Linked DNA regions of Homo sapiens: region 1 is linked to region 2. Evidence: chromatin loops called from intact Hi-C (ENCODE). Cell type or tissue: prostate gland. All regions are shown on one strand. Links, peaks and the distances in the headings refer to the core of each region. The heading gives the core; the rest is flanking DNA.

Evidence for each region. A loop is a pair of places that touch in the nucleus more often than their neighbours do. Peaks named below come from ENCODE experiments on the same cell type or tissue, not always from the same donor. Only the 100,000 strongest peaks of a DNase experiment are listed, where the experiment ranks them.
Region 1: a loop joins it to region 2, with 4 times the contacts of the local background. A loop is called at or near these places in 2 of 110 quality-filtered maps.

Annotation. Positions count from the first base shown.
Region 1 is chr17:55,268,216-55,279,345 of GRCh38, reverse strand. The region is part of intron 2 of HLF (HLF transcription factor, PAR bZIP family member); the gene reads right to left. Among named protein-coding and RNA genes, the nearest start is that of HLF, 8.8 kb to the right of the region's middle. In prostate gland, for the core only: no CTCF peak of the experiment used is centred there; DNase peaks (open chromatin) are centred at 2,705 and 5,525; H3K27ac peaks cover 5,477 bases.
Region 2 is chr17:55,442,841-55,453,970 of GRCh38, reverse strand. It overlaps SMIM36 (small integral membrane protein 36), which reads left to right. Exons shown (of 5, transcript NM_001395421.2): 5 at 3,673-4,115. Among named protein-coding and RNA genes, the nearest start is that of MMD, 27 kb to the right of the region's middle. In prostate gland, for the core only: no CTCF peak of the experiment used is centred there; a DNase peak (open chromatin) is centred at 5,050; H3K27ac peaks cover 1,361 bases.

The DNA.
Region 1 (11,130 bases), core at 1,664-9,663, 170 kb after region 2:
AGTGAGAGGTTCAAAGGAGAAATAAAATAAGTAGACCTAAATTGCTTCTTTATACCTAGTTTGTGTAATACTGAATCTTCCTGTCATCAGTCTTCCAGGAAGCCAATAACTAAATATCATTATCTGGCCTACTATGTTTGGGTAAATTTCACTTATAATGTTAAAAATAACTTTTTTGACATGAATATAAATATTATTTTTAAATCATTTAGTTGTCACTGCCCATTTGAAATAAACATGCTTTAGATTTTATGAGGAAAAAAGATACTCACTTCCCCAGGAAGGTGTACTAATACAAAGAAATCAATCATAATGAAATGAATTTTATGAAATTCTTACAAGGTCAGTTCTGCAAATTTCTCTCTTCTTGTCTTCAGGAACTCTTTCAAGGCTTTATTTCCATCTTTACATTTTATATTACTTACTCTTTCCTCTATAAATCTTTCAATGGCCTTTGGCCTTTTAAAAACAATACTATTTTGATCCAGTACTAATTGGATCTGAGATCTCTGTCCTGTTTTCATAGTTCTCTAGTAAAAGCCTGCATGGTCTCCTTCAGTGTTACTAACTCAGCCCACATCATAATGACTAAGGTGAATTCAGTCTTCTGCTCAATCCTCAGGGCAGGCTGAGTTTAACTGTTTGCCACTATCCTTAAAATAACCCCTCATATCTTGGGGTATTGAGATTTCTGTTCTGGGTAATCTGATTACTGCATATCTAGATGATCTTGTTCATCTGGTTTGCTGCATTGATTCCCATTGGTCAGGGCCTGGTGGCATCCTTCCCCCAAACAAACCTTCGCCACTCAAATCAATTCAAGAGGCATTTATTGGGTACAAATGGACAGGCGTGCTTAACTCTTTCCATTAAGTGCAGAAGCACTTAGAGAGCAGTGATGAGACTTTCCTGCTCTACTGTCCATGCCTGGGTTCCACAGCAAAGACACCACAGCAGACTGTTACCCAGAGCTAATTAGAAAAGAAAGCATTGCTCTTCCCCACTCAAGGAATTTCTGCCAAAGCATTTATTTCTGCTGATCCATTTATGCAATTCCACTTTCTAAGAGAACATTTTGTCACAGATGATTTAGTGTTGTAGCTCCCTGAAGCATCTTTCTGTAGCATGCACTCATTGTTTTTAGGAATCTAGGGTCTCCCAGGCAAAATTTGAGAGGCAACAGGGTTTAATAGCCACAAGCCATGTCTCATTATAAGACCTCAAATTCCAAAGCATTCTTCCAAAGATCATTAAGGAAACAAATCCCAGATTAAACTTCTAAAAACGAAACTTTTACGAACCCTGTGTGACAGGGGAGCTGTGTAGTTTTTCAGGAAAGAAAATGAGATTGGATGGGTAGTGAGTTAAGAGAGTAACATTAGTTTGTAAAAGTCAGAAAAGAAGGAAAACCAACATTTTAGGAATTTCCACATTCGGTCATGGAGTCTGTACCCACCACAAGCCAATTTAACAGAAACAAATACTATAGTTTCTCCCCCAGCAGACACTCGATTCTGCCAACACTCCTGTAATTGTCTACTCTATGTAGCTGGAGGTGAAATTGCCCACCTTGACAGCTATTTTCTATTTAAGTGAACTAGATTGGGTTATGGCAACTCTTTCAGCCTTCTGAAATCTTGGCTTGATATCAGAGCACACTTCAGGGGGTGCTTGAGCAAGTCATTTCATGCACTTGACATTCAGCAGTCCAACCCCCCCCAATCCGATCCCCTCCCACAATGTCCCTTTCCTTTACTAGTACTCCCAATATGAAACACACACACACACATCCCATATCTAAGCATGATGTACAGTTCTGTTTTCAGGGAAGAAGGGAGCCACAAATACAAGGTCAGGACTCAAGAATGCAAAACTGTAATAATGACTCCTTTGTTTCCCAGGAGTAAAACTGATTTAAGCTAGCCAGAAACTTGGCTAAGTATTTTTAGCTTGATATTACTGCCCCAGGTAATCCTTACAATCAGGTACTATTTGTATCACTGAGACATTAACCTTCCCACCCCCACCCACAAACCCAAATGCACGCATGCCCACGTACACATGCGCGCGCACACACACACACACACACACACACACACACACATACACATAACATCTGGTTCAATATACTTATTTGCAAACCTAGTAAGCTGTATAAAATAGAGGCATTTAAAAGTGATGAACGTTAATGAGTTGGGTTTATTAAAATCTATTTTTCTACTCCTATGAGACCAGGCCTGCTTTTGGACTTTTAAATTCTGAACCAGTCAAATCCCTCAAACTATTTCCTTGCCAAAGAGTGTTTCCCCCAATCACCAAAATTATGGGTTTTATAAATGAAACCTAAACCCTGTGTTTTTGAATTACTTTCTCTAGATCATTAGAACATCGTGTTTTGAAAAGCTGTTTGATGTTCAAGGGAGAGTATTTATTTTCAAAATAATAAAAATAAGGAAATCCTGGCTTGCCAGAGGAAACTATTGTCAAGTTTCTAAAAATGTTTCAAATCCAACCTTGAACTCAAGTGGAAATGTTCACATGCACTTTCCTGCTGAAAAACCTTCAATGGCTCCCTATTGCCTACTGGATAAAGTTCAAGCTCTGCAGCCTGGTACTCATGAAGTTGTCAGCCTGACTGGCACCAACCTCTCTGACTCATCTCCCTGACTCCTTCATATGAATTTTCTGCACCAGCCAAATTGGATCTACACCCTGTTGCCTAAAACACCCTGTGGGCATTCCTGCCTCTATAACTTTGTGGGGCATTAACCTCTCCAATCTGGCTCTCTCACCCCTCCTTCCGGGCCCATCACAGGCTACAACTCTTCCAAGAAGCCTCGCCCCAGGCACCTTTGCCTTGAGCAAAGGCTTCTTCCTGTGAGGTCTGGCAGCTCTTATTGGCTATACTGCTCCCTTATTTATATTCATTTTCTTGATTAATCTTTCAACCTCCTCTTTTCAGCAGATATTGGAGGCCTCTATATACCCGTCATTTGACACTGAGAACATGCTAGTTTGTCCTGTCACTCATCACTTTGCCTAAAAGTCTTATCTTCCCTACTAAATCACTGTCTCTTGAAACTAGCAGCCAAATTGTACTCTTGTCTCTCTTCCTCAGGGTGCACAAATCAAAACACCAAAGCACAGAGCAAAAACAGATGCTATTTCTGGGACCATACACCTTGCTCTTCGCCTCCTAAAACCTCCTCTGTTGCTTTCTCTTTAATTTTTAATTTTAGATACAGGGTTGCACTCTGTTACCCAGGCTGGAGTGTAATGATGCAATCAAGGCTCACTGCAGCCTCGAACTCCTGGGCTCAGGCGATCCTCTTGCCTCAGCCTCCCAAGTAGCCAAGACTACAGGCACGTGCCACCATATCCAGCTAATATTTTTAAAAAAATATTTTGTAGAGATGGGTCTTGCTATGTTGCCCAGGCTGCTCTCAAACTCCTGGTTTCAAGTAATCCTCCCACATCAGCCTCCCAAAGTCCTCTGTTGTTTTCTAATCATGGTATCATTTCTTAGAGAAAAGTAACTGAACTGACTTATGGTAAAGGCTTGGCTACTATGTACAGGGCACCAAGCTGGATCTTTCTTGCACAGTAGCTTTAGAAAGCTCACAAAAACCCAACAAGGATGTTGCTTTGCAGAAGAGACAATCAAGGTTCAGAAAGATTAAGGATTTACTCATTAAAGAACCCCTTGGGGAGAGGAGGAATTATTATTCTGGAATGCTTATGTAAAGTCTTGCTTGCAAGCCGGAGGATAAACTGAACCTTCTCCTTCTGAAACACCATAACATACCTTTATGGTTTCCTTACCCCCAAGGTCACTATATTGCCTTTAAATATAATTATTAATGTCTATTGTTAAAAATTCAATGGTAGCAGTAACTGACTGATCTATTAGCAAATATGACATGGAAGAAATCTAATCAAGAACTTCTTTGGGCAGGGCACAGTGGTTTCCACCTGTAATCCCAGCACTTTGGGAGGCCAAGGTCGGTGGATTGCTTGAGCTCAGGAGCTCAAGACCAGCCTGGGAAACATAACAAAACCCTGTATCTATAGAAAATACAAAAATTAGCCAGGTGTGGTGGTGCATGCCTGTAGTCCCAGCTACTTGGGAGGCTGAGGTGGGAGGATCTATTGAGCCTGGGAGGTTGAGGTTGTGGTGAACCATGATCGCGCCACTGCTCTCTAGCCTGGGCCACAGAGCATGACCCTGTCTCAAAAAACAAACAAACAAAAAAACTTCTTCAAAATGCATTTTGTTTATTTAATCCCATGAGCCAGGAAGAATGAGTAAAGGGTACAGTTAGCTACTCAAGGTCACCTAAAATTCAAAGGCTAAGAGAAGGGCAAGCAAGACTTGGCAGAGAAGCAGGAGAGAAATCCAAATTTCTTGACCAGTGTTCTTAATTAGCTAGGAAGGGAAAAGTATCAAGACTCTTTCTGAGCCCCACGCTTGGTCCTCCCATGGGAAATGAGATTAGATGGTGGTGAAGGTGCTGCTTGCAGCAGCTGTTATTAAGCACTTGCTGTGTGCGAGGCACTGTGACAATTACTCTGCATGCATTGGCTCATATGACCTTCAACAGTCCTATGAGGCAGGTCCAATGATTATTCCAAAGTTCCGGATGAGAAACTGAAAGCTCAGAGCATTTAAATGACTTGCCTGAGATCGTGAGCAGCTAATGAGTGGCAAAGTCAGGATTCACACTCAGGCTGTTTTGTTTATTCAATTCTGTGCTCTAAAAAACATTACTGCTATATTGCCCGTATAGACTGGTGTCTCAAACACAGGACATTCTGACAGACATTGTGCATGGTGAGACAGAGGCACCTAAGTCTGAGGGAAATTTAAATTTATAGAAAAACAGTGGTTTAGTAGCTTTAGGACAAGACATTTGCTGGGGGAGGGCCAAATACTATAATCAATATTAGCTGTGACCAATATTCTCACCCACACCCATTACAGAATCAAACACAGGCCCTGTACCTCTCTAATATGTTATTTTCTACTTTTTTTCATCTTATTACTTTCTCTACTACCTTCCCTCTTACCTCCATTTTCATTGCTGAGACATAAAAAATGATTCCTGGGTAAAAGTGATTAGTGCTAATTGGAAGAGAGGTTTCTGAGAAACCTAATAAATCACGGCTGTCTTCCCCTCCTCTGGCTTTCTACATTAGGATGTTATCAAGGGTTTTTTTCTTCCCACCTCCCCCACCCCCTTTCCTTCTCCTCCACCTAATTCTGTCTTTATATTGCTATTTTTCTAGTCTGGTAGGCACAGTGCTGAACTGGAAAGACTCTGCCAAGACCCTTGGCAGGAGCTGGCCTCCAGGAATCCTGCCCACCGCAGCAGTGCAGAGAAGACAGGGCCTCTGGGCAGACAGGCAGGAGAGAGGGCCAGGTTTGGGGTCTGGCTAGAATGTTGGACAGAACAGGTTTCCCTGGCATCTGAACTGCCCTCCAGAGCTCAGCTTTCTCATGCCAGGGTCAGGATTACAATTGCTTGCTGGCACTTGCTGTCATTCTCCTGGGAAGGGAAGCGAGGGGGAGGAGGGAAAAAAAAAAAAAAAAGCAAGCCAGCACACCACACAGCGTTGGGCAAGCTCCACAGGGCACAGCCACGTGCCTGGAGCACACGGTCATGCAGGCAGGCAGCCAGGGTTGCCAGGGCTCACACGAGAGCTGGGGGACTGGGCACCCAGACAGTGGCTGTTTCCACATTGGCAAAACAGGAGTTGGTAACCCAGAAGCCATGCTGCGGGGTTAACATCAGGGAACCGATTCGTCCCAACCCAGAAGGAAGAGAAAGGTCAGGCTGTAAGTGTTGGACATGATGGGAAAGAAAAAAAATGCATGAAAGCATGTCCTATTTTTGCAGAGGGAAGGGGACTGGATAAATAAATCCCTAAATAGAAAACAGGGATTGGGAATCCAGTCATTCCTTTCTGTACCTCATGCCACTGACACCATAACAGCTGAATGCACCCAGTACTCGTGCAATACACACTGGCCAGACTTGTCACATGCGATCTTATTTAACCCTGCCAAAACCCCAAGGGAGAGGGACCATTTATAATTTCCATTGTATTGACGAGTAAACTGAGGCTTAAAGGGTTAAGAAATTGACACAAAGTTACACGGCAAGCCAGGGGTGGGTCCAGGATGTAAACCCAAGCCCCTGAGCCCAGAGCCTACAATCCTAACCACCAAGTTGCCTTGCTTTCCAGACATACCCAAAAATACCTTTTGCCACAGGCTTGGGACTACTATCCTGTGAATGTCAGCAAGCCTGTCCTCTACAGGGATCCGTGGAGAAGATAAACTCTACAAGAAACAGAAAAATGTCTACCTGTCTCCAGAACCATGCAGACTCCCTCCCCTTCAGGATCTCCTAGCCCCTGATGAATGAACAGCACTTCCAAGATGCTTGAGACACCGGGCACAGCTACTATCAGTCATGGCGCTCCCAACCTGCAGACATTATCAGTCTGCTGGACTGGAAAGATACACGAACTGCACGCCCTTAAGCGGAGCTTCACCTCATAATATTGGGAAAAGTAAGAGAATCCTCTGACCTTCCATAAACCCAGAATCACCTGCACAGAACTTCCCTCCATCATTACTCAGATTCCCAGGCCAGCGTTTTCCTTCCATACCCAAACCTTCTCACAAGGAAGGTCGGCAGAAACAGAATACAAACTCCATATTGCAAAGGTACAATGGGTTCTCCCCCACCCCCGCTCCTTTTGTGCCACCCACTTATGCCATCCTTTTCCCACACACAACCACATGGAAGGGTTTTCACTTTACTCTGTAACCAGCCTTCATCATAACCCAGTCTCCGTGCTCAGAACTAGAAAGACAGCCTTCTTAATTCTCAGCGGAATATGGGCCTAACAGTGGTAGGACACCCCCCAGCTATTCAAAGAAAAACCACCAGAGGAAATAATTTCAAATCTGGCTTTACAAGCATGTAATATAAAAATAACTCTGCCTTTGTCTGCTATAGATGACTTTCCCTAAAGGGATGGCTGTCCTTAAAGCAATCGCTCAATTCTCATGGCAAACAGATTCTTCTTTTTCCAGTACCCAGCACATATTCGTCCCTCCAGGAGAGCACCCCCACATCCCACCTCTGACAGTATCTAAAATGCAAACATTGAAGTCATCAGAATGACTCCTGTCATCTCTGCTGGCCTAGGAACATTCAGGACACTGCACCTTGGATGACCGAGGAGCCCCTGCAGTTAGCTCTGGCCTCCAAGAACCACTACTCTTCCCTTCATTAAGATGTCAGCCCAGAAAGCTTGGTGATCCCACAATAGCCACAACAGGTTTTAATGAATCCCTGGATTGTTTCTTGAAAGAAAACTGGATTTCTTCAGATATTTGATTCATTCTTTGATCAGACAGTTAGAGGAATAGGGATGGGGTGCTCAAGATAAGAAAGGGGTTGGGGCAGTCATGGTAAATAGTATGAGAATTCACAAAAATGGGCCAGGTTGTGGTGGCTCACGCCTGTAATCCCAGCACTTTGGGAGGCCGAGGGGGTGCGGATCACTTGAGGTCAAGAGTTTGAGACCAGCCTGGCCAACATGGTGAAACCCCGTCTCTACTAAAAATACAAAAATTAGCCGGGCATGGTGGTGAATGCCTGTAATCCCAGCTACTAGAGAGGCTGAAGCAGGAAAATAGCTTGGACCCCGGAGGTGGAGGTTGCAGCGAGCCAAGATTGTGTCACTGCACTCCAGCCTGGGTGATGGAGCTAGACTCCATCTCAAAAATAAATAAACAAATAAGTAAATAAATAAATAAATATTCACAAGAATGCTCACCTTGTCATTCCAAGACATCCTTGGGGTAGACCTAGAAATGCATACTTTATCAGCTCATGGTTTCATTGCCCTTCAACCAAACAAGAAGCACTAACACCACAACGGAGCATAGCTCAAAAGATGCATGCTGAGTGAATAGCCAAAAACAATTGTTTGGTAAACTACTCTGCAATTATCTCCTGATTAGCCTGATGGCTTAGTTTTATTAACTAAAGTGTATAATTATGCTCTTATTAATATTCTATTTCTTCTTGGCAACCCAATGTCCCCTGACCTTCTTAAAAGTTTTGCCATAAAGCATTGCAGGTAGTTTATCCATGCGTGTGACAGGGTCCTAAAGTAAGTCCAGATTTTGCTGTCCAAATTGAAGTTCTAGACCAGTGGTTCTCCACCGGGAGTGACTGTATTATGCCCAGGGGACATTTGGTAGTGACTGAAGACATTTTTACTTGTCACATCTGGGGCACTGGGGGTCCTACTTGCAACTAGGAGGTAGGGGCCGCGATGCTGCTAAGCATCCTATAAAGCGTAAGACACAAGATTTACCCAAGGCCGGGCGCGGTGGCTCACGCCTGTAATTCCAGCACTTTGGGAGGCCGAGGCGGGCGGATCACGAGGTCAGGCGATCGAGACCATCCCGGCTAAAACGGTGAAACCCCGTCTCTACTAAAAATACAAAAATTAGCCGGGCGTGGTGGCGCTACACGGGAGGCTGAGACAGGAGAATGGCGTGAACCCGGGAGGCGGAGCTTGCAGTGAGCTGAGATCGCGCCACTGCACTCCAGCCTGGGCGACAGAGCGAGACTCCGTCTCAAAAAAAAAAAAAAAAAAAAAAGATTTACCCAAAACATTAACAGTGCCAAGGTTGAGAAACACCAATCAAGACTGAAATTATACAGCTCCCAGAATGACCAAGGCTACATCTGTGCTCTTCCCTTCTGAGGACTTATTTTCCTCAAGATTAACTTGGTACTTCTATTCTGGTCACTCCTGTGAGCCACACAGAATAATCAAGAACTTTCTCCTTTTTCAGGTTTGCTTGCAATATCCATCCATCAGGCCAACATCTCTTAGAATTTTATTTTGCATCTTTATAATGATCAACAATCTATGAACAGCAGAGTGTTATTTTACCTGAGTTTGGTATTTGAAGACGAGGTTTAACTTTTTTCCTTTTCTATGAGGACTATCGAGTTTTCAACTCCAAGAAGGAAACTATGTTGAAGTGTGTTTCCATTATTTAAAATAAGACATTTAAATGGAGAACTTATTTCTAGACCCTCAGTGTTCCCTTTGATCCCAGTGTCTTTCCACCAGAACCTTACAAAATGACATCCCCTGAAACTCAGGAGTTCTTTGCTATGCATTGCAACTCTGATTGGGCATTCCAAGCCTTCTGAGAGTCACTGATCAATACTGACTCTAATGAGCTCTGACAAATGAGTTTTCAAGCTGCTTCAAATCCCAAAACCCCAATTTTTGACTCTCAGTAGGAACCAAGGTGTGAACACCCAATATGTGCAGGTCTCCTGGGAAAAAATATAGTATTCCTAACATGGTACACATCCTAAATTTGGTAGGGGACTAAGAAATACTTGTCAGTTGATTACAAGTGTTGGTCAAAATACCCCAATCCAGTAACTACTGGGCAAAATCTCCTGACATTTCTCTCCAGAGGAAGGGTTATATACAGTACCTAGTTACCTTACGAAGATATTTCAGAAGACAGGGATTGAAATAAGTAATAAAAGTTGACACATACAACAATGATCACAATTGCTTCCACAAATAGAAGACTCATTGCTAATCAGTTGACCCTTTATACGTATTATCTCTAATTTTCACAATAACTCAATCAAATAGAAATTGTATCCTTCTACAAAAAAGGAAACTGAGGCTCCAAGAAATGATGTTGCTTTCTAAGGTCACACAGCTACAAAGTGGTGATTCTCAGTCTACAGAGCACAATGACCGAGGCATAACTGTGTCTCTCACTGGGGCTCTGTTCCCTTCTCTCCTGGCTGTTTTCCCACTTTGAAGGGTTATTCATTTTGTTGCTTGTTCCTACAAAAAAATTGAAGATAGTGGTACCGCACATTCTAAGTAGCAGGGGATCAGGATCACATAAAGGCATGTTTTCCCAAGCTCCCACAGCCTCCAGGGGTGGCTGGAGGCTAAGAATTAATTCCATTCCAGCCAGTGGCCTTGAGTTATAATTCAAAGTGAATTTTGGAGAAGGGGCCAGCACACAGAGGTCTGAAAGGAGGAACTTCAATATGAATATATCGAGGCAGGGGTATTCTCTTCCTCCTTTACATCATTTCCTTCCATTTAAATCTTGCTCCATGTGCCACAGAAATTTCTACAAGAGTCGAGGACACGGAGTTCAGTAACAATCTCTAGCACAAGTTTCGCATTGTCCTGCTTTCTGTCTTCCCCCACAGCTAAGGCCCTCAGCTCTGTGACCTTCCGGATGATTTATCTGGCTGAATCTTTGTTCCTGGTTACCTGTGCACATGAAATCGTCTTTCTTCCTGTTCATTTGGTACTACAGGGTGCTAAAGGCATGAATTCAAAGCTCCTTCAATCTGTGTTTATATCTGAGCATTAGCAGTGGGTTTTGAAGTACTGGTCATTTCAGGTGATATTTTTGTGTACTATTTCAAGATCATTTACAGCTGACCTTGCAGCCTTGTGGGCTTTGATACAGGTGGACTGAGTGTGATAGACAGATGAAAATGAAAAAAAAAAAAAGATAAGAACAGTTGGGTTTATGGGAATAGCAACGAGAGAGATGGAGTCTGGTCCTGAAGAAGGCTCAGAAACACAATATGAGAGCCTGCTTTTAGATTCTACTTCTCAGCTAATGACAAAACAAGATGAAAAGGATGGAAAAAAAAATACCTGCCCCATATCCCTACTCACATTTTTTTTCCTTCAGGACAGACAAGAGTGAATATAGGTAAACCAAACCCTATTGAGAGTCTACCTGTTATCTACGTGTTTAGGGAATGAGGAAAAGAGATACAAGATGCGATGGAGGCTTAAATTATCCAAATCATTAACTGTAAGTTATTTCTTAAACTGCAGCCCTTGGATCAGCTGCATTAGAATCCCATGGGGGAGCTGGTTAAAATGCATATTCCTGGGCCCTCATTCCAGACTTGCAAAATCAGAATTTCTAGGGGTAGATACAAAGAGTCTGTATTTACCGGACTCTCCAGATGAGTGATATGGATGCTCATTAAAGTGGGAGAGCCTCTGCCAGGAGTGGAG
Region 2 (11,130 bases), core at 1,678-9,677:
CTAATGGAGTCAGACCAGACTGCAAATTCCCATGCTGCCATGCAGGTAGATATTTCCTAGAGAATCAGAGAGTTCTGCTACTAATCCTCAAAAGGGGAAAACACTAAGTTATTTCAGACATCACCCAATGAAGATCTATCCCACTGCCCTACTTAGTCTTGACCCAACTACTCTAAATATCTATTTTACTGTTAAAACCTGGGAATCTCCCATTAATAGTAGAACTAATAAATAAATTGTGGTGTATTCCTACCTGCAGGGGTGGGAGGGAACAGTAGGGGCTTCCAGGGGATCTGGTAATGTTCTGATTCTTGTTCTCAGTGCTAGTTATTAGCGTGTGTTCAACTTCTAAGAATCCACTCTATGTACACCAATGATATGTGCACTTTTGGCATATATGTTATACTTGAATAAAAAGTTTAAAAATACACTATTATTTTTAAAAACAACCTGGAAATCGTTACTGCCATTCCCAGAACAAAGATCCTGGTATATTTTATTTGGATCAGTGCTGAACTTGCCAAGAAACCTATGGGATGATTTATATGGTTTGCAGGCCTTTAAACGTGAAAGGAAGGCAGAAGAGTAGAAAACAGGAGTAACCTAAATGCTTCAAAACCTAACTGCATGGGTTCACTTTTTATTTATTTATTTATTTACTTACTTATTTATGTCACCCAGGCTGGGGTACAGCGGCTTGATCATAGCTCACTGCAGCCTCAAACTCCTGGGCTCAAGCCATCTTCCCGCCTCAGTCTTGCAAGTGGCTTGGGACTACAGGTGTTTACCACCAGGCCTGGCTAATTTAAAAATTTTGTTGTGTGTTGGGGATAGAGTGTCATTATGTTGTCCAGGCTGGCCTTGAACTCCTGGGCTCAAGTGATCTTTCTGCCTCAGCCTCCCTAAGTGCTGGGATTATGGGCATGAGCCAACCACACCCAGCCCGTGGTCTCACATTCTAAGGAACTGCCCAGGTGGTGTACTTCAGAGAAAAGGATGTGGTAAGAGTGTCCAAACACAGCCACCCATTCCTAGCCCTCCCTATGGAGACTTAGATCACTGAGCATCTTACTTCCCTCTCTATCAAAGTGTTGGGTTTTTAAAAAATTTATTTAGTGAGTGTTGACCTAATGGCTTTGTTGTCACTGGAATTATATGTCTAAGGAAAGACACAATTTACAGAGGAGGAGAGTACCCAAAATATACAGCAACGACTGACAGCATTATTTTTTCTATTAGAAAGCAAAGTCAAACATTTATAGGTCACTCTCAGGTCACCCAGAGACAGGATGTGAGCCAAGTGATGACAAAGCCCATTTTCTGGAACAGGATGGCCACTATGTGAGCAGAGCACGTGGAGGCAGCAGAGCTGGATCTTTCTGTGTGCTGTTCATGGCAAGCTCTTGATTTGTCCAGACTCACGGTCAAACTCCCCTTGAGAAGCTGAGAACTTGCTCCACTCTAAGTTACCTCCAGACAGAATTTGAAATCCATGGCCGAGGTCATAATCCCCCACCTCTCCAGCCCTATGAGTTTTCCTCCCCTATCACTATCACTACCCCAGCTCTGTTAGCAACTTCACTCTGCTGTTTATATACACGAAACTGTGTGTATACACACATACTGCTGCCTGGAGTCAACTGGATATTTTCAAATGAACTGGTGATTTAACTGGATTCAGCTGTTACCAGTTTCTACACCAAGAGTTCTCTAACTGTTCTGGGGAACATCTATATTCAGGAACATTTACACAAACTCCTGAACAATAGGATGTATGGCCAAATACACTTGGGCTTATTAAAACCATATGTGGGTCAAATATGCCAGGCTTATTAAAAGTGTTTCCTTTTTTTTTTTTTTTTTTTTTTGTAGAGATTGAGTCTTATGCTGTCACCCAGGCTGGAGTACAGTGGCCCAATCATAGCTTACTGCAGCCTCAAACTCCTGGGCTCAAGTGATCCTCCCTCCTCAGCCTCCCAAGTTGCTGAGGGCACCCACCACCTTGCCTGTCTAATTTTTAAAATCTTTTTATTTTTTGTGGCGACAAGGTCTCACTATGCTGCCCAGACTGGTCTCGAACTCCTGGCCTCAAGTGGTCCTCCTGCCTTGGCCTCCCAAAATGCTAGGATTACAGGCATCAGCCCCTGCATACAGTCTAAATTTAGTTTTCTTTAGAATTTTTCAGAGACTTTGATATGCATTGTTCAGGAGGAAAGAAAGAGTCTTAAATCTTTTGTGCAGGAAATATATAGTAAATTCCTTAGGTAGCCCAGTTTAGGAAAACTGGTAAATTCATTCATTCAACAGATATTTATTAAGTACCTACACTGTCAGGCACTGTGCCAGGTACAAAGAGGGTGTATCTTTCTCAAGAATTTTCATAGCATTTTTAATCTAGTGACAAGAGAAGACACTCAACAAATAAACAAGACTGTTTCAGCCTGTGATAAGAAACATATGGAGGAAACAGCCACTTCAAAGCCTCTGTGGGGAGCTATGTGAGCTGGAACTTGAAGATAAAACATAAGTCAGCCACAGGAAGAGCCATGGGGAAAGTATTCCAGGCAGACAAGAGCAAGTGCAAAGACACAAAGACAAGAAAGATCTTGGCCTGCTTCAAGGGCAACCCAAGGTCAGCCAGCTGGAGGTGCTGAAGGAGGGTGATGGATGGAGACACTGGTAGAAAATGAGGTTGGAGAAGGTGCGAGTATTGGATCATATAGGGTCCTGTTATGCCACCATCTGGAATTAGGGTCTTAGTCTATGGATGATAAGAAGCCATTAGGGGCTGGGCACAGTGGCTCACACCTGTAATCCCAGCACTTTGGGAGGCTGAGGAGAGCGGATTATGAGGTCAGGAGTTCGAGACCAGCCTGACCAACATGGTGAAACCCCATATCTACTAAAAATACAAAAATTAGCCAGGCGTGGTGGCGCATGCCTGTAATTCCAGCTACTCAAGAGGCTGAGGCAGGAGAATTGCTTGAACTCGGGAGGCGGAGGTTGCAGTGAGCCATGATCGTGCCACTGCACTTCAGCCTCGGTGACAGAGCGAGACTCCGTCTCAAAAAAAAAAGAAGCCACTATGGATCTTTAAGCAGAGAGTTGCTGGCAAAGGAGATGGAAAGAAGTGGGCAGATTAGAGATGTCTTCTTGGAGGTAAAGTTGGTGGACTCTCCAGTGTTACTGTGTAGACTCACGGGTGCCTAAACCTGTTGTCTACGCTCTGCCAGTATTGCCTTGTGCTTGTGAGCCTCTGTCTCCTAACTCAGCTGCAAGTTCCCTCTCTCTAGGCTGTAAGCAGAAAGCAAGGAGTACTATCTGGGTATTGCACCCGGGTTCCACGTCTGGGCTCACACTCAGCAACTGTGTAAATGTGGGCAAGTCGCTTCACTTCTCTGAGCCTCCACCATGTTCTCTGTGAAATGAAACCAAAGGAGACTAAGTGATCTACTTGCAACACTGTGAGATCCATGTTCTATGCTTCTGATGGCAGCAGAACTAGATAGAAAAGAATAAGGAATTTGCCCCACACCCCTTGAGAGAAAGCAACGAGGAAATGTAAAAGGTCAAAGATTAGATATGCTGTTAGTTTTCACTTGACTGCTGTAACAATTTAGCACACAATGAGTGTCTTAAAACAACAGAAATTTTTTTTCTTTCATATTCTAGAAGCCAGGAGTATGAAATCAAGGTGTCAGAGGGGCTGTACTCCCTCCGAAGGCTGCAGGAGAAAATCTATTGCTTGCCTCTTCTACCTTTTGGTGGTTCCAGGAGTTCCTTGGCTTGTGATCACATCACTGAAATCTTAACCTACCTGGTCATACTGCTGCCTCTTCTTCTCTCTCAAAACTTCTCCTGCCTCTCTTCATACTTGTGATTGCATTTAGGGTCCATCTGGGTACTCCAGGAAAAACTCCTACTGTCAAGATTTAACTTAATCATATCTTATGTCATATAAAGTCATGTTCAATATTTTACAACATAAAATAATAGTCACAGTTTCTGGAGATAAGGACATGGGCGTGTCTTTTGGGGGATCATCCTTCAATCCATTGCATCTATCTATCAGTGATCACCCCAACCCAAATAAACCCGCATAATATTTTCAGGTATCCATTTTTCCTTTTTCCAGGGTCCCTATTCCATGACTTTTGTTTCTTTCATTTCTCCTTCATAGTGCTCAATATTGGGCTTTGCACAGAGTAGACGGTTACTCAATGAGTGCTGCTCCCAAAAGAAACTTCCAGAAACCCTTTAGTAAGAGTATCCTGGGCCAGGCGCAGTGCCTCACTCCTGTAATCCCAGCATTTTGGGAGACCAAGGCGGGCAGGTCACTTGATGTCAGGAGTTCCAGGCCAGCCTAGCCAACATGGCGAAACCCCCTCTCTACTAAAGATACAAAAAAATGAGCTGGGCGTGGCAGCATGATTCTGTAGTCCCAGCTATTTGGGAGGCCGAAGCACGAGAATCACTTGAACTGGGGAGGTGGAGGTTGCAGTGAGCCTAGATTGCGCCACTGCACTCCAGCCTGGGCGTCAGAGCAAGACTCTGTCATAAAATAATAAAAATAATTTTAAAAAAGAGTATCCTATCCATTTCCCTTAAAACTCGAAGTTTGGAAAATCAGCTTTACACCAGTTGATCTGTAAGGCACAAAAGAACATACTTAGCTAGATGTAAAGTGATCAAGATTTTAGTCCCTACTCTAAACCAACTTGTTTATGACCCTGGATAGACAGGTCCCTCCAGCTGTCTAGACATTTGCTTTCTAAAGAGAGGGACTTACTACAGTTGGCTTCCCCAGAAGCCCTTATACCACTTACATTCCACAAGAATTCAAGAATAAATATGGTCTTTCTCAGGATCCTTTGAAATACATTATTTCCTTTAAGTTACAGAAGAAAAACACAACCTTTTGCCCTATCCTACTGCATATTGGCATGAAGTAGCTGCCCTAGAAGAAGAAAAGGATGAAGTGAGGTAAAACATCTTCATTTTCCAGTCCTGATGGCCCAGATCTGAACACTTGGGGCTTTTGCAATAAGGAGGGTCAAGTTTCAAAGATCGCTATCTCTGCAGTAAGCACTATTACCGTTTTGGAAAAAGTTAACAGATCCTTCAGCCAGCAAATATTCTTAGGCTTAGCAACATATAACTAACTGGATGTCTGTTTCTGTCTTCTACCCTCATCCTGCCCATCTCCCCCACCTCCCCCTCCCAACACCCGACCATATCCTCTGGAATACTTCCTCCCGTAAATAATTTGAAGAGCCAAGCATTAATTAGAGAAGTTATAACAGAGAAATCAAAAGAGGCACAGAAATAGGAAAAGAATTATCCGGTCCCTTTCATCACACTCCTTTACTTGGGCCTTAAAGGAAATATAAGAACTTTTGGCCAGGCGTGGTGGCTCAAGCCTGTAATCCCAGCACTTTGGGAGCCCGAGGCGGGTGGATCACGAGGTCAGGAGATCGAGACCATCCTGGCTAACACGGTGAAACCCTGTCTCTACTAAAAATACAAAAAAATTAGGCAGGCGTGGTGGCGGGCACCTGTAGTCCCAGCTACTTGGGAGGCTGAGGCAGGAGAATGGCGTGAACCCGGGAGGCGGAGCTTGCAGTGAGCCGAGATTGCCCCACTGCACTCCAGCCTGGGCAATAGAGCAAGACTCCATCTCAAAAATAAATAAAATAAATAAATAAATAAATAAATAAATAAATAACTTATGCCAGGGAGAAAAAAACATAGCATTAACTGAGCACCTACTATATACCAGGCCTTTTCCTGGTTATCTTACCCTCACAACAATCTGTGAAATAGATATTACATCCCCTTTAACAGATATGAACATAATAGCCAAAAGGTGGAAACAACTGAAATGTCCATTGATAGATGAACGGATAAAGAAAATGTGATATATATATATATATATAATGAAAGATTATTCAGTCTTAGAAAGGAATGAAATTCTGATACATGCTGCAACATGGATGAACCTTAAGACATTATGCTAAATGAAATGAACGATATACAAAAGGAGAAATATTATATGATTCCACTTACATGAGGTACCTAGAACAGGCAAGTTTTATAGAGACAGAAAGTAGAGTAGTGATTACCAGGGGCCACATGGAGGGGAATGGAAGTTATCATTCAATGGGCACAGAGTTTCTGCTTGGGATGATGAACCAGTTCTGGAAATGGATAGTGATGATGGTTGTACAACATTGCGAATGTTCTTAATGCTACTGAACCGTACACTTAAAAATGGTTAAAATGGGCTGGGTGCAGTGGCTCAAGCCTGTAATCCCAGCACTTTGGGAGGCCGAGGCGGGCGGATCACGAGGTCAGGAGATTGAGACCATCCTGGCTAACACGGTGAAACCCCGTCTCTACTAAAAATACAAAAAAATTAGCCGGGCGTGGTGGCGGACACCTGTAGTCCCTGCTACTCGGGAGGCTGAGGCAGGAGAATGGTGTGAACCCAGGAGGCGGAGCTTGCAGTGAGCTGAGATCGCGCCACTGCACTCCAGCCTGGGCGACAGAGCAAGAGTCCATCTCAAAGAAGAAAAAAAAATGGTTAAAATGATAAATTTTATGTTATGTATATTTTACTATAATAAAATAAAAGGATATGGAAACTGAGAGACTGATTGTCTCAAGCCTCATAGCCACTATTAGGGGAAGCCAGGGTTTGAGCCCATCTGTGTGACATGTGATAAATTATCATATAGGAGGAAAAAATTAGTAGTGATAATACTGATCTCCAGACAAAGCAAAAACCTCCTATGAAGAAACCTTAGCTTCTCATGTCTACCCTGAGCTAATTTCCTGACCTGAGGTTGTTTTTCAGATGACAACTGGATGGGTGGAAAGAATGTTAACACATCACTCATTGAATATTATCTAGCCACATCCTCGTAAGTCCCTTCTGTAGATGGCCTTATCTGCTGTTTTATCCTGTGGATCTAACTCTGTTTGAACTTTGAGAATAATTAAAGAACTAAAAGAAAAATAAATAAAGCTCTGGAAGCTTACAAATAACAGCAATAACGAGAGTAAATAGAGTGATTCCCTTCAGCCAGTGTCATGGAATTTTCCAGGTCACTAGACTGTAGTGTGTAAGCTCACCATCCTTGTCTCCCATTCCTGGGTATTTGGCACAATACCTGTCCAATAGCCATATTTGGCAATGTTTTAATGAATTGAATTACAATTTGAAACTTTAACCCCAAACCTGATAGGAGAGACACTCCTTCTTTCCAGTCTCGGTACTGAATAATCTGGTCTCCAACAGAAATCACTGATCTGAGATTTTCTTGTGGTTGTTGTTTCCCTGTCTATCACCATTACATACAGAGACTAACCGTCCTTTTTCTTACCATGTCCTGGGGATCTTTATCAAAAGACCACTTAAGAAAGTTTAAGTACTGCAACCTTTCTTGGTAATAATAACAGCTAATCTTTACAGAGTGTGTACTAGTGCCAGGCAGGGCTGTTAAGACATTATATTAGCAACTCATTTAATCTCCACAGCTCTATGAGATAGTCAGTAATATTCTTCTCACTTCAGTGATGAAGAAACTGAAAAGCTTGCCCTGGATCAGACAGCAGTTGAAGCAAGCTGTCATTCCTAGTCACTTTGCCTTGCTACTCAAAATATTCCATTATATAATGGAGATTTCTCAAGCAGAGAACATGAGACCATGTCAAGAGCAATTTTTTTTTTTTTTTTTTTGAGACAGAGTCTCATTCTGTTGCCCAGGCTGGAGTCCAGTGGTGCAATCTTGGCTCACTGCAACTTCTGCCTTCTGAGTTCAAGCAATTCTTCTGCTTCAGCCTCCCAAGTAGCTGGAATTACAAGTGCACGCCATCACGCCTGCTAATTTTTGTATTTTTTAGTAGAGATGAGGTTTTGCCATGTTGGCCGGGCTGATCTCGAACTCCTGACCTCAGGTGATCCACCTGCCTCGGCCTCCCAAAGTGCTGGGATTAGAGGCATCAGCCACCGCGCCCGGCCCCAAGACCAATTCTTGACAAGCCTGCAGTGAATTACTTCATTTCCAAGAAATGCCAAAAACAGACCTGATGCAAGCTTATAATCAAAAACCCCTACCTGAATTCTAGATTATTTAGTGCTTTCGTGGTTCACACAATTCAAGCCTTCCCTTTATTACTTCTTAAATATTCATTAATGCAGTTACTGCTATTGCTGAAACTCCACCTTTTAGGAAGTTTTATAATAATAAAATGATGTCATTCCTACCAGAATATATCTCAGTTTTTGATTGAGGGGTCAGTTCATTTTGTTTTGATGGTAGGAAGGGGAAGCAGTCAAGTGGTCTGAGTATATCTAGACATTTGTTCAATCCTCTACAATTAACGACTGTGGGGCCTAAGAGACATAATTTTTACCTCTCTGGGCCCTTCTCTTGTGAAATTAAGAGTTTCACAAAATTATAAGATCTTTTCCAACTTAGACTTGCTGTAACCAGCACTCAAAATAATCGGTTTCACAACCAATCTGTTCTATTTTATTCAATTATGAATTTTTTAAAGAAAGTCTCTCAAGGCTGGGCAAATCACTTTCCTTCTAAAGTTTTATATGGTCTTACTTTAAAAGTATCCCCCATAGCTGCTCCCTGCCTTCCTTCCACCCTAGGAGTCTGTTCATCTGGTAACCAAGTGCTGAGACCCCTTGTGATCTGAGGCAGGACGTTCAGGGTTGGAGCAGGGGGACATTTGGGGAAACTTTAAAGGGTGAGTCATCCCTCAGGCCAGAAATGGTCAGGATTGGCATGCTAAGTTCAAGTCTCAACCTTCACTTCCTGAATTTCATTTTCCACCAAGAGTAGGAAATACACTCTGTAAATCTTCAACTACCTACATGTTAGCAGAAGTGAGATTGGTGAGGGGGGTGCACAAGAATTCTGCTTAAATCTGTTCAGTCTCCAAAATCATACCCAACAAAGAGTCTTTCCATCCTAAGATTAGCAAGTGACCAGGCCAGCACCTTTCCGTGGTTAAGAGGCAGGAGAATAGGGTCTGGAGATGGAGAACTTAAGGCCAATTCGTGTTGAATGAAGGAAAAACACCAAGGTTTGGGGGCAGGGAATCTGAGGCCAATTTGTGCTGACTTTCTAAAAGAGAAAACACAAAGGTCTGGGGGCAGGGAGTCTAAGGTCAATCCATGCTGACTTCCCAAAGGTGGATCAAAAGGAAAACACCTGGGTCTGGGGGCAGGGACCCTAAGGCTAATTAATGCAAACTTCATAAAGCTAAACCAAAAGGTAAAACCCCATCTCCCCAAGCCCCAGTAGCAAAGGGTCAAAGGTTACTCTCCCTACAACCCTCCTTCTTCCACCACGTCTCAGACGTAAAGGGAGAGTGCCTTGGATTGGCCTCAGGCCAAGCAGGGACAATCCCTTCATCTGCACAGAGAACCAATTCACCTCAGCCTTTAATTAGCCACGGACCAAATCCTTCATCCAGATAAGGGGTAATGGATAAGAACCTCAAAAGGCACACTTAAAACCCAGAAAACTTTGTAACCAGGCCCTTGAGCCGCTTGCTCCGGCCCACCCCCACCCTGTGGAGTGCTTTCTCGCTTTAATAAATTCCTGTTTTTGCCTCTTTGTTCCTGTGTCATCTTCGTTACTTTGCTTTGCATTTTGTCCAGTTCTTTGTTCAAAACGCCAAGAACCTGGACATCGTACACTCAAGGCCATCCTTCTGGTAACAGAGTTGACATGGATTCTAATCCTCTACCAGAATTGTTGAAACTGAGCCCTTGGTTTGATTTCCACAAGTTCCGGGCAGGCCTCGATTACCCTACATTTCAGGTGGAAGTTTGCCTGGAGGCAAATTGCGGTGCAGGCGACCCGCAGACCTGGGTAATAAGCCCAGCCGCAGAGCAGAAGGCTGTACTCCCATCTGCCTGCCCACCCTCTGCCCGTCCTCAGCATTTTCTCGCTAAAGAAAAGGTTTTTAGCAAAAGTAACTTTGCATTGTGATTGATTTTTCATCTTTATTTTACAGACAAACTAACCTAAAATAAAACACTAAAAAATATTCCCAATGGAGGCATCTCCAACCTTCTTTAGAGGGGATTTAAAGTTGCCAGTATTGTTTGTTGTCATTGTAAGTTTTTAAATTATATACAGTATACATGTCAACTTCAAGATGTAGCACTAAAACCAGAGCCTCTGGTGCAGAGGGAGTCCCTGACAACCCCCATCCAGAACATCAGCTATGGGAAATGGGGACCTGGCCATGGCAAAGCTTGGATGGGGATGTGGAAAGGCCTCCTTATACCAGCATGATAGTGCAAGGCTTGCTCAGAGGCTAACCCGCTTCTCTATCCCCATCCTCCAACCAGGACATCCTGCACTGGTTATTTCTAAATCAGGACCAAAGGCAACAAAGTGTAAACTCTACATTCCATTCCTTATGTAAGAAAGCCCTGTGAAAGTTTCCTTCCTGGCAAGAGAGAAAGTGGAGGAGCGTCAAGGAGTTGTCAGACTCCTTAAGGACTGCACATTTTAAAGGAGAATTATCCCATCTTCAATTTTCCCATGGAAAGAGCCTTCAGAAGGAGACTGATCAGGGCCATGCATCATGTCCCAATGCATCATCAGCTGCAACAAAGCAATTCTGTTTTAAATGAGGTTGGGAAGTAATGCACATTAATATCTCTCTTGCAGAGTCACGCTGTGTGTTAGCATGTTAAGGGTTCTGAGAAGAACTACTGTAAGACAACTTGTTTATGTTTAACGCAAGATTTCCAAAAGCCTTTTGACAGTCTTTGTTCTCTCTTTTATGTAACACCTATTAACATCTGTTCTGAGGAATACACATTGGGAAATGCTGGTGTAATGGAAAATCAGAAAACCTTTGAAGTCAGAAAACCAAGGTTGGAATCACCGCTTGATCCCTTGCTTGCTGTGGGGCCTTAGGAAATCGTCTTAACCTCCCTGAGTCTCTGTTTTGTCATCTTCAGAATTAAGCTAATAACTCCAACCTCATAAGGCTACTGTGAGGATGAAATAAGCAAGCTTATTGCTTGGCATCTGATAAATGGTAACTTAGTATTAACAAAAGTGACACCTTATGGAGTGGAGGTTGTAA